3 separate regions of the Homo sapiens genome follow, and all the other regions are linked to region 2. The links are chromatin contacts, found by Hi-C or POLR2A ChIA-PET in ENCODE. All regions are on one chromosome and are shown on one strand. The core of a region is the stretch at or near the end of the contact, and the rest is flanking DNA. Distances in the headings are between cores, read along the strand shown. Region 1 holds the start of GIMAP2 (GTPase, IMAP family member 2). Region 2 holds the start of ATP6V0E2-AS1 (ATP6V0E2 antisense RNA 1). Region 3 holds the start of ZNF783 (zinc finger protein 783).

Evidence for each region. Hi-C counts contacts between places; a loop is a spot of excess contacts on that map. ChIA-PET counts read pairs that join two places held with the same protein, here RNA polymerase II (POLR2A). Pooled maps may share reads with other maps.
Region 1: a loop to region 2 is called in a pooled map, with 5 times the contacts of the local background. The contact joins the promoter of GIMAP2 here to the promoter of ATP6V0E2-AS1 in region 2. A Hi-C loop is called at or near these places in 1 of 37 single-sample maps with no recorded cell type and 1 of 50 pooled maps.
Region 3: a loop to region 2 is called in a pooled map, with 9 times the contacts of the local background. The contact joins the promoter of ZNF783 here to the promoter of ATP6V0E2-AS1 in region 2. A Hi-C loop is called at or near these places in 7 of 50 pooled maps. POLR2A ChIA-PET finds 5 or more read pairs at or near these places in 2 of 52 experiments (AG04449 and GM10248).

Annotation. Positions count from the first base shown.
Region 1 is chr7:150,684,149-150,687,445 of GRCh38, forward strand. GIMAP2 (GTPase, IMAP family member 2) reads left to right here and starts at 1,558. Exons shown (of 3, transcript NM_015660.3): 1 at 1,558-1,637; 2 at 2,904-2,939. The coding sequence starts at 2,912. LOC124901774 (a long non-coding RNA gene) reads right to left here. Exons shown (of 4, transcript XR_007060589.1): 2 at 1,974-2,028. RefSeq lists an enhancer at 1,433-1,632.
Region 2 is chr7:149,872,172-149,875,525 of GRCh38, forward strand. ATP6V0E2-AS1 (ATP6V0E2 antisense RNA 1) reads right to left here and starts at 1,691. Exons shown (of 4, transcript NR_027040.1): 1 at 1,053-1,691. ATP6V0E2 (ATPase H+ transporting V0 subunit e2) reads left to right here and starts at 1,798. Exons shown (of 4, transcript NM_145230.4): 1 at 1,798-1,998. The coding sequence starts at 1,895. RefSeq lists silencers at 1,325-1,534, 1,565-1,644, 2,055-2,234 and enhancers at 1,597-2,565, 1,895-2,034.
Region 3 is chr7:149,260,222-149,263,559 of GRCh38, forward strand. ZNF783 (zinc finger protein 783) reads left to right here and starts at 1,975. Exons shown (of 6, transcript NM_001195220.2): 1 at 1,975-2,136. The coding sequence starts at 2,113. It overlaps LOC124901769 (a long non-coding RNA gene), which reads right to left and starts at 2,120. Exons shown (of 2, transcript XR_007060582.1): 1 at 1,426-2,120. RefSeq lists a silencer at 1,573-2,442.

The DNA.
Region 1 (3,297 bases), core at 308-2,807, 810 kb after region 2:
GAGTGAGACCAGTTGTTAGCTCTCAGCTGTTGAGCCGTCAGACCTGTCCAGAAATTAGCTTATGCTGAAGAGAGATGCCCTATGTAAGTCAAGTGTCTTTTCCAGAGGAAGTTTGCATCCGATGGGGATTATAAAGTTCTGCTCACTCTCCTTCATTCTGAAAGTCCAACCAAACTTTAGAACTCCCTGTAGAGTCTATATTTGTTGTGACTACATCTCAGTCTCACTTCTCCCTGCCTAATCCTGGGTTCTTCCCTTCTCCCTCTAGCACATTTCCTGAGAAGATTCCCTAATAAACTTCCTTCATCCATTTTATCTTCATCTCAACAGTCTGTATTCCTAGGAACCCAAACCTTTGCACATGTACATGTACATATCACTTATGTTAGGAAACGCAGTGATGTAATTTGCAATATTAGTAGGTCAAAAGGAAAAAGACATGGAATTATATCAGTCAACGTCAAAATAAAATTTTCTAAATTTATACCACAGATAAAAGACTTTAATGAAATAGGACTAAGCAAAGTATAGCCACACTGATTTTAAAATAAACTAATTAATTTCCAATAACCAACATCAATATTAATGATAAGATATTAGGTGCCCTACAGGTAAATAAATAATAAAAGCACATTAACTCACTTTTGAAAAGGTAGCAAGCAATTGTAATTATACAAGAGAAAGCAACATAAGATATTTTTGGAAACAAGGAGGGAAAATTATCACTATTTGCAACTGAGTCTATGATAAACCTGGAAACTCCAAGACAATCAAAAGGAAATGTTTTAAATGCTAGGATGTGGAGAAATAAGAACACTTTTACACTGTTGGTGGGACCGTAAACTAGTTCAACCATTGTGGAAGTCAGTGTGGCGATTCCTCAGGCATCTTGAACTAGAAATACCATTTGACCCAGCCAACACTCCAGAGTATTACTATAGACATTTCCTAGACAATTTCTCCCCACAGGGAGGTTCTCTGAAATTACAGAGCTGGACAGGGAAGAAAGGCCCAGAATCCTAGAAGCCATGAATGAGTTATGTAAAAATGTTTTGATGGTTAATGATCCTTACAATCAGACTCAGACAAAAATGTCCCCTCTCAGGTTCCCCTTTCTGTGCCCTTCTTCCCCTGGGCAGTGCCTATCAGAGGCTCCTCTTCTCTCCCAGTGGCATCTGCTTTAGAACAATCCCTGCTGCTGGTGTCAATGAGGTTTAAGCCCTTCTCAGGGGGCCATTTGCATCTAGACAAACTTCTAACTGTTGGGACATATCCCAGCTGGGAAGGACTGAAATCCACCAACTTCCTTGGCATTCATGCCTTTCTTTCCAGTCCAGATGAAATCATTAAAACACTCTTTTTTCACTTTTGAGAAGAAGAGACAGTTGGCCCACATGACAGCAAATAACTACTGATTAACTTTCCATTTAAACTGTTTATTTTGCATAATGGCATGAAAGAGAATTTCAAACACAGGCACGTGGTGGCGTTCATTAGCAGTCAGGAAGCTCAGGAAGATTCAAGAGAGGAAGAAGACCGACTGGAGTCTCGGTTTTACTTTCTTTTTCTCTTGGAGCTGAGCTATAAGACAACAGGACTGAACAGGGAGCCAACTGTTTCTTTGAACAGTAAATCAGGTAAGCCCAGATTTACGAAAAGTTCTGCAGTGTTGATTTCTAGGTCCCAAGCCATGCACAAACATTTTCATTTTTCTTAGAACAAATTTGTCCTATTTTAAGAGAAGCAATTTAGAGTGACTGCCTTTTCCTTAAGTGGAGCCAGTTTACAGGAAACCGATGTAATTTACTTTACACATTACTGGCAAAGAAAGAATTTCCATAGTATAAAGTCAATAAAAAGTGCTAACTGGGAAGAATTTGGGCATTAATCGGTGGCTTTCAGTTTTCTGTGCTTGTACGCTTGGTCTATGCCTGCCAGATTTAAGCAAGAGAAACTAGCTGATGAAAACGTACCGATATTTCTCACTCCATAGTAGTTCCTACATTGCAAGGGCTTCATAACCAGGGGCTGTTGGGGAATGAGAAAAATTCAAGCCATTAATGGATCAAGTGAAGTGTATTTCCAGCTTAAAGGACTGCACGGTTTCCCAGAGTCATAATCTTCATTCACTGAGTCTCTCAGCAAAGACTCAACATGAGGGAGGAGGTTTGGAGAGAGTAGAGGAGGGAAGGAGGCAAGGTGGGAAAAGAAAGAGAGGGAAAGGGAGGACTGAGCCTAAGGTGTAAGGGAAGGCACACCTACAGAGAAAGCTGACAGAAGCGAAGAGTGTGCAGGCAAAACAAAAACAGAAGGGAGCCGGGCTGATCTGTGAGAGGACGGGAGGAAGAAAGCGAGAGAGAGCTGGGCATGAGGCTTACAAATGAAACCCACTTCTCAGCCCCTCAGCAAGTGATTCCAGTTCTCTGTAAAGTAGGAAGTCATTCCTTTCCCACCCACCTTGTCCCTTATGAGTAGACAAATGAAACATGGTTGTTTAGAAATATAAGGATCTTGGCCTAGTGTGATGGCTCACGCTTTTAATTCCAGAACTTTGGGAGGCCGAGGCTGGTGGATCATTTGAGGTCAGGAGTTTGAGACCAGCCTGGCCAACATGGTGAAACCCTGTCTCTACTAAAACTACAAAAATTAGATGGGCATGGTGGTGCACACCCATAATCCCAGCTACTCGGGAGGCTGAGGCAGGAGAATCACTTGAACCCAGGATGTGGAGGTTGCAGTGAGCCGAGATCGCACCACTGCACTCCAGCCTGGGTGACAGAGTGAAACTGTGTCTCAAAAAAAAAAAAAAAAAAAAGAAAGAAAGAAAAAGAAAAGAAAAGAAATATAAGAATTTTTCATGATTTAGAACTGAAAAATAAGTTTCTTGTCTCTCTGTTTCTCAGGAACACCAATGGACCAAAATGAACACAGTCACTGGGGTAAGAAGGTGACTTCACGTGTGTGTGTGTGTGTGTGTGTGTGTGTGTGTGTGTGTGTGTGTGTGTGTTTGGCTCTTCTGATGATGTTGGGGCAAAATAAACAAGGGTGAAGGATCTTATTCTAACTCCCACAGCTACCACCACCAGCAGCTGAAAATTGTGGGGTTTTGTTTTCTTTGTTTGTTTGTTTGTTTGTTTGTTTTGAGACAGTGTCTCTCTCTGTCACCCAGGCCGGAGTGCAGTGGCGCAATCTCGGCTCACTGCAACCTCCACCTCCCAGGTTCAAGTGATTCTCCTGCCTCAGCCTCCCAAGTAGCTGGGACTAAAGGCACACACCACCACGCCCAGCTAATTTTTT
Region 2 (3,354 bases), core at 441-2,940:
GCCTCCCGGGTTCACGCCATTCTCCTTTCAGCCTCCAAAGTAGCTAGGACTACAGGTGCCCGCCACCATGCCCAGCTAATTTTTTTATATTTTTAGTAGAGACGGGGTTTCACCGTGTTAGCCAGGATGGTCTCGATCTCCTGACCTCGTGATCCGCCCGCCTCTGCCTCCCATAGTGCTGGGATTACAGGTGTGAGCCACTGCGCTCAGCCCTCGTGGTGATTTTTTGAAGGCCTGTATGGACATACTCTTAACTCTATCTCCTGGATGCCAAGTGCACCCTTATCCTAGGCCAGTGTTCTCAACAATGTACACACTCTGGATGAGAAAAATAACCATTGTTTACAATCCAGCTAAAATCTCACCTCCTCCAGGGAGTCTTCCTGGATTTCTCCACCCTCTGAATTCTCATAATGGGCATTTGGCTACTTTGATCACAGGGCTCTTAGAACTGCGCTGTCCAGCATTATGATTTTACCAGAATATATCACTCCTCAACTACTTTAGAAACCCCTCGAAGGCTAGGATGGTATTTTATACCTAACAGTTTGGTGTCATCCCACGCCCACCTCCAACTTACATGAATGTTGGAAGGATGGATAGGGAGGTTTCAACTAGAGAACGGAGAAGGGCGGATGTAACTGGTTCTTGATTTCAGAAAACAGCCAGGAGCACACATGGCTGACGGGGTCAGTGCAAGGACAGGCACATTTCCCTTCTGCATCACGTGGGGACTGCGCCTCCCTATGTCATGAAGCCAGGGAATATGTGTGGCCGGCCGCTTGGGGTAGCACTTGTTGCTAGAGATACCGCCTGGAGGCCACTGATCTGTAAAAGGGATCTCTACAGAAGATAGGGATTTTTGATCGCCAGAGAAGAAGGGATATGTGAGATCCAAACGCCGAAGGAGGAAAGCAGGCTCCGTGGTCTCTTCCAGCCCTGATGGAAGAAACTACCGAGCCTTATTATACTAGGTGCTTTCCACATGCCTATTCATTTAATCCTCCAGCAACCTTGTAAGAAGGGCCATCCCATTTTATATTTAAACAAACCTTAACTACTGACGCAAGGAGTCAAGGATCTAATCCCAAAGCCTCTGCCTGGTTCGCTGCAGATGGATGTCCGCGAGGACGCCAGCCCTCCGCCTCCCGCCGGGTCCCTGAACGCCGGCCCGGCCGGTCCAACCTCATTCCGCTTCCCGCCATCGAAACGCGAAGCCCCCGCCTTCCCCCAAACGTCTCAGCGCCGCTGGGGCCTTTCTGGCTGCGCCGCCTCCGACCCCAGGCCCCGGTCCGCGCCCGCCGCTCGCTAGTCCTGGGAGTGAGGAGAACGCGTGCTGAGGACCCGGCCAGAGGGACAGCGGGGACCGCCCTCCCGCTGCGTCTCTGAAAGCGAGGCCGTTCCTCCCGCGTCCGACCCCCGCGGGGCCGTCAGGTTCGGGGCGGCCCAGGCTGCGGGTCCGCAGGGCGCTTCGGGCCGAGCCGGCGCGGCGCGTGAAGGGCAGGGGACGCCCCGAAAGACCGCTGGGGTGGGACCCCAAGCTCCAGGGGTCTTTGGAAATAAGAATGCGGCGTGACGTTGGCTGTGCGGGCGCGGGGCTGACGCGGACCCTATAACCCATCGCCGAAACCGGGCGGCCGCGCCCCTATTCCTCGGCATTTCTCTCTGTCCGCGGCCCTGCTCAGCCAATCAGCGAGTGGGCTCCTAGGCAGGTCCTGAGTGACAGCGCGGCGGGCTGGATCAGGAGATGCGCGTGCGCGGCCCGGCCCGGCTGATCGCTTCGGGTGCTCGACTCCTGTTGCGCATGCTCAGCGCGCTGCCCGGCTGGGGACCCGCGCACCTGCAGCGCCCGCTGCTCGGCCCTGCATCCTGCCTGGGCATCCTGCGCCCGGCCATGACGGCGCACTCATTCGCCCTCCCGGTCATCATCTTCACCACGTTCTGGGGCCTCGTCGGCATCGCCGGGCCCTGGTTCGTGCCGAAGGGACCCAACCGCGGGTAAGGAAAGCGCGCAGGCCCTGCAGACCTCTCCACCCCGGCCCCCTGGCCCGGCTCGCCCCTCCGCCCCGGGGCGGCGGCTTCCTGCTCTGCAGCGAGCGTCCGCAGGAGGGACGCCAGGACCCCGGACGCCACCTCTGAGGTCTCTCTGCACCTGGGTCTCTGACAGCCGGGAACAGGCAGGAGGTGGGGCGAGAGGGCATATCCAGAAGGTAAAGAGGAGAGTGACATTGGAGATGTCTGTCACCCCTCCTGCAGCCAGTAAAGGGCACAAGTGGGCACTGACGCAGTTTCTCCACTCCTTGCTAGCTGTGTGACCTAGAGCCAATATCAAGTCTCAGTTTCTTCATGGGTAAAATGGAGATAATGTCGACTCCTGCCTTAAAAGGCTGCTGTGAGGATGACCTGCGGTAACGCATTTAAAACACCTACCAGTGCGTGACACTTTGTAGGTATGGGATAAGTTTAGCTGGCGTTATTTTTCGAAGGTCCTCTAGCAGATTGCTGCGCCATTCACCAGTTTCTGCTTCATATTATCTTCAGTTACAAAGCACCCTTCCCTTGACTGCATGTTCCCAGGGGCTGGAGTTTGTCCAGTTCACCATTGTCTACTCAGTGCCCAGCCAGGACTGGCACAACCTGCTTAGTAATGTTGAAAAAGGGATCGCGTGCTCCTGTGTCCAGCACCAGCTTGCAGTGCTTTAGATCAAAGATCAAGGGCCTCGTTTGGATTAGAGTTAGCTTTGCCCAAAGGCCGTTTGGACATGTGAGTGCTGCCTTTGTTCTTAAAGACAGGCAGGGTTTGGGATCCCACAGCTTCACTTTGTAAACCATTTTCGTGTCTTGCGTCTCCTGCTATTCTTGGTGAGTTCTTGCTTCAGTTTGACTGAAATTTCTTTTGCTGCACTTGAAGCATCTGTCTCTGGTCTTCTCTGAGTACACGCAAAGTGGCTAGTCCCTGTTCTCTTTGTAACAACTCACTGGGCCTCAGAACTGGCTCACAGTCTGCCTGCTTCTTGCCCTGTCTTCTAGCCTATTGTTTTCCTTCCCCTTGCTCCATGAATTTTGAATTCTACAGACCACTCCCTGTTGGGTTGCCACAAATGCAGCTCTGTGCAGTGCCTTTCCACAACACGTCTGCATTAAGATGGAGCAATATTGGGTGGTAGAGAAGGGAAATGAAGGGAAGGATTCTTAAGGCAACTTGGATGTGGTCAAGGTTGGCCTCTCTGTGAGGTGACACTTTCAGTTTTTATTTTCTGCCTTGCTATTCTTACCCTGAGTAGAACTCAGCCTCCTGTGTCCAGGAGGCATCAGGAAGGCCAATGGAAAAGAGCTCACACCAGGAGCTCTTCT
Region 3 (3,338 bases), core at 725-3,224, 610 kb before region 2:
CTGTGGGACCCTGATAAACAGTGCCAAGGTTTTCGAACTGTGATCACCAGACCAATAGAATCAGCATTTCTTGGGAACTAGTTAGAATTGCAAATTCGCATCACTTTCATCCCCTCCTGTTTCAGACCTAGAAATGTTGAGGTTTGTGCCTAGCATCCTGTATTTTTAACAAGAACCCTCAGTGAACATGATGCACACTGAAGTTTGAGTACCACTGACTTAGAGAAACTTTTTTTCTAAAAAACGAAGACTAGCTGTCAAACATTATAGCACTCTTTCCTCAACAGAGCTCATTAAATCCTAGCATTTTTGTCTCCAGCCCATTTTCCTGACCCTTTCTTTCTTTCTTTTTCTTTTTTTTTTTTTTTGAGATGGGGTTTTGCTCTTGTTGCCCAGGCTGGAGTGCAATGGCATGATCTCGGCTTACTGCAACCTCTGCTTCCCGGGTTCAAGCGATTATCCTGCCTCAGCCTCCAGAGTACCTCACCACCACACCCAGCTAATTTTTTGTATTAGTAGAGATGGGGTTTCATCATGTTGGCCAGGCTGGTCTCGAACTCCTGACCTCAGGTGATCCATCCGCCTCAGCCTCCCAAACTGCTGGGATTACAGGCATGAGCCACGGCTCCTGGCCCATTTTCCTGACCCTTTCTGTTTGCATTGGACCTTAACTGTTATTCTATAACGTCACCATTTACTGGTATTTTATAATCCTGAATAGATTGGACTGATCCCTGATAAGATCCTAGGGATGCTCTTAATGTCTTTAGTGCATACTTGCAGTTTGTGTTTTAGATTGGGATAGTTCAACAAGAATTTCCAAAATGAATAATGCCAAATATTTATTTGATTTGTTACCTTAAAGTAACACGTCCTAACCTTTCCGCAAATTTTGGGGTTCACCTTACTTAGGATATCAGTTTGTGTTTTTTCTGATAGTTGACCACGCTTTTGCTTGGCTCAAATATTTGTGAAAATAACTTCTCACCCTCACCCCCCCCCCCCAAAAAAGAAAAAACAAAACCAAAACCAAAAAACCCCAAACAAACCCAAACACAGAAAGAAACAAAACTGCAGATTTCTAGCGGGAAGAGTTTGCCAGCTTGTTGGACAAAGACTGTGAGATGAATGGGAAATGCAGAAAAGACAGAAAACAAAGCTTCAACTGCATACAGCACATTTAGTTCAATATGCCTCAGCACAGGCCGAGGAAAATGGGTCCTGCGGTTTATTCAAGATGCCTCAGGGCCTAAATGAGGGATGGACTGATTCACACTTGCTGTGATCTCAGCCTGGACCAAAGCTACAGAAGGGTCCTCGTGGGTGGCTGAGGACTTTCACCAGGCGGGCCCCGGGAGGAGGAAGGGACCCCAGAGTCCTCAGGAGGGGAGGGCAGGCTTAGGAAAAAAAAAAAAAAAATCCTACCATCTTCACGTTTGTTCTGTCAAATTTAAAAGAGACTTTAAAAACGTTCATGTAAGTTTCCCTGGCTTCTCCCTGGGTACACACGTATCCTTTTTACTTTCCCCAACTCAGTTCTGTGGTGCGTGGGAGGCGCTGCAACAGAGTCTCGGTCCGGACTGGAGCCCCGGCGAGGGCCGACCCCGTTCCCCACGCAGCTTTCCCTCGCGAGGTTTCGCACTTTCCAGCGCGGTTCCTTCCCGCAGCCCTCCCGGCTCCCGCGTGGGACGCAGAGAGAGGTTGGGCGCCGCGCTGGCCCGGGAGTGGCTTACGCCTGACGTAGCCCCGCTGGAGGCCGTGGCACGCCCGCCCTGGCGTCAACTCCCGCGCCCCGGGTGAGGGTGGGTGGCCGCGCCTGGGTCCCGGACGCCGCGGGCGCTGAAGGCCTCGGGAGGGCGCGGGGCGGCGGCCGCGGGCGTGCGGTCCTACGGGCTGCAGGGGGCGCTGTGCGCGTCCTCAAGCTCGGCCGCCGAGCGCAGCTCTTTTTTAAAGGGCCAGCGGGGCACGTGGCTCGGGACGCAGTTCGCTGCCGCCCGGCAGTAGCTCTCAGGTTAGGCGGGTCCCGCTCCGCTTCCGCCGTCGCTGCCGCGCCGCCCCGGGCCCGACAGGCCGGGTCCAGGGACTGCAACCCAGCGAGGGACGCGGGCAGCCATGGCCGAAGCGGCGCCTGCCCGGGTAAGCGCCCTCGGCCCCGCGGACGCCCGGAAGGCCCAGGCCGCCGCCGCGTGAGCCCGCGCGAGGGACTCTGGCCGCGCGAGGCCGCGGGGTGAGAGGGCCTTGCGCGCAGCCTCCGCGCTCGTTGCCCCCGGCCCATCGCCCAGCCCGCGTCGAAGGCATTGACCGGGCGGCCCAAATGCCAGGCCCGGCGGGCGGGGCCCCGACGTCAGCGGCTGACGATCCGGCCCATCTGCGGCCTCAGCCAGGCCGGGCCCCAGAGTCACGCTCGGCGACGAGGAGGCCGCGCCTTAGGAGTATTGTCCCATTTGAGGCCTCGCGGCCCCCCCTACAGCAGGCTGGGCGGGCAGGGGCCGCCAGCCCCACGGGACAGTAGCGGAGGCTGAGATGGGAAGGGACAGGCCCAGGGTCACGCATCTATTAGAGGCGGGAGCCTCACGCCGGGGCAGGGATTTTGGAATTAGACACTTTAAAACGCCTCATATTCTACTTTTGCCAAAGAGAAAGATTGTGTCGTTTACAAGAGAGATAGTAGATTTTTTTAAAAAAGATTACTGTAGCAGATTTTATTTAATTTTTTTTTTTGAGAGGGAGTCTCGCTCTGTTGCGCATGCTGGATGGAGTGCAGTGGCACGATCTCGGCTCACTGCAAGCTCCGCCTCCCGGCTTCAAGGGATTCTCCTGCCTCAGCCTCCCAAGTAGCTGGGACTACAGGCGCCTGCTACCACGCCTGGCTAATTTTTCTATTTTTGGTAGAGACTGGGTTTCACTATGTTGGCCAGGCTGGTCTCGAACCCCTGACCTCGTGATCTGCCCGCCCCGGCCTCCCAAAGTGCTGGGATTACAGACGAGAGCTACCGCGCCCGGCCATTTTAAAATTTTTTAATTAAAAAAGTATATATATATACGTGTGTGTGTGTGTGTGTGTGTGTGTGTGTGTGTGTGTGTATATATATATATATATATATTTTTTTTTTAGACACAGTCTCACTCTCACCCAGGGTGGAGTGTAGTGGCGGGATCTCATCTCACTGCAACCTCTGCCTCTGCCTCCCGGGTTCAAGGTATTCTCCTGCCTCAGCCTCCCAATCCCAAGTAGCTGGGATTACAGGCGCAGGTGCCTGTCTCATTTATATCTATCTATCTATCTGTCCAGATACATATCTATATGAATAAGTTTATTCATAAGAATACACTATAAG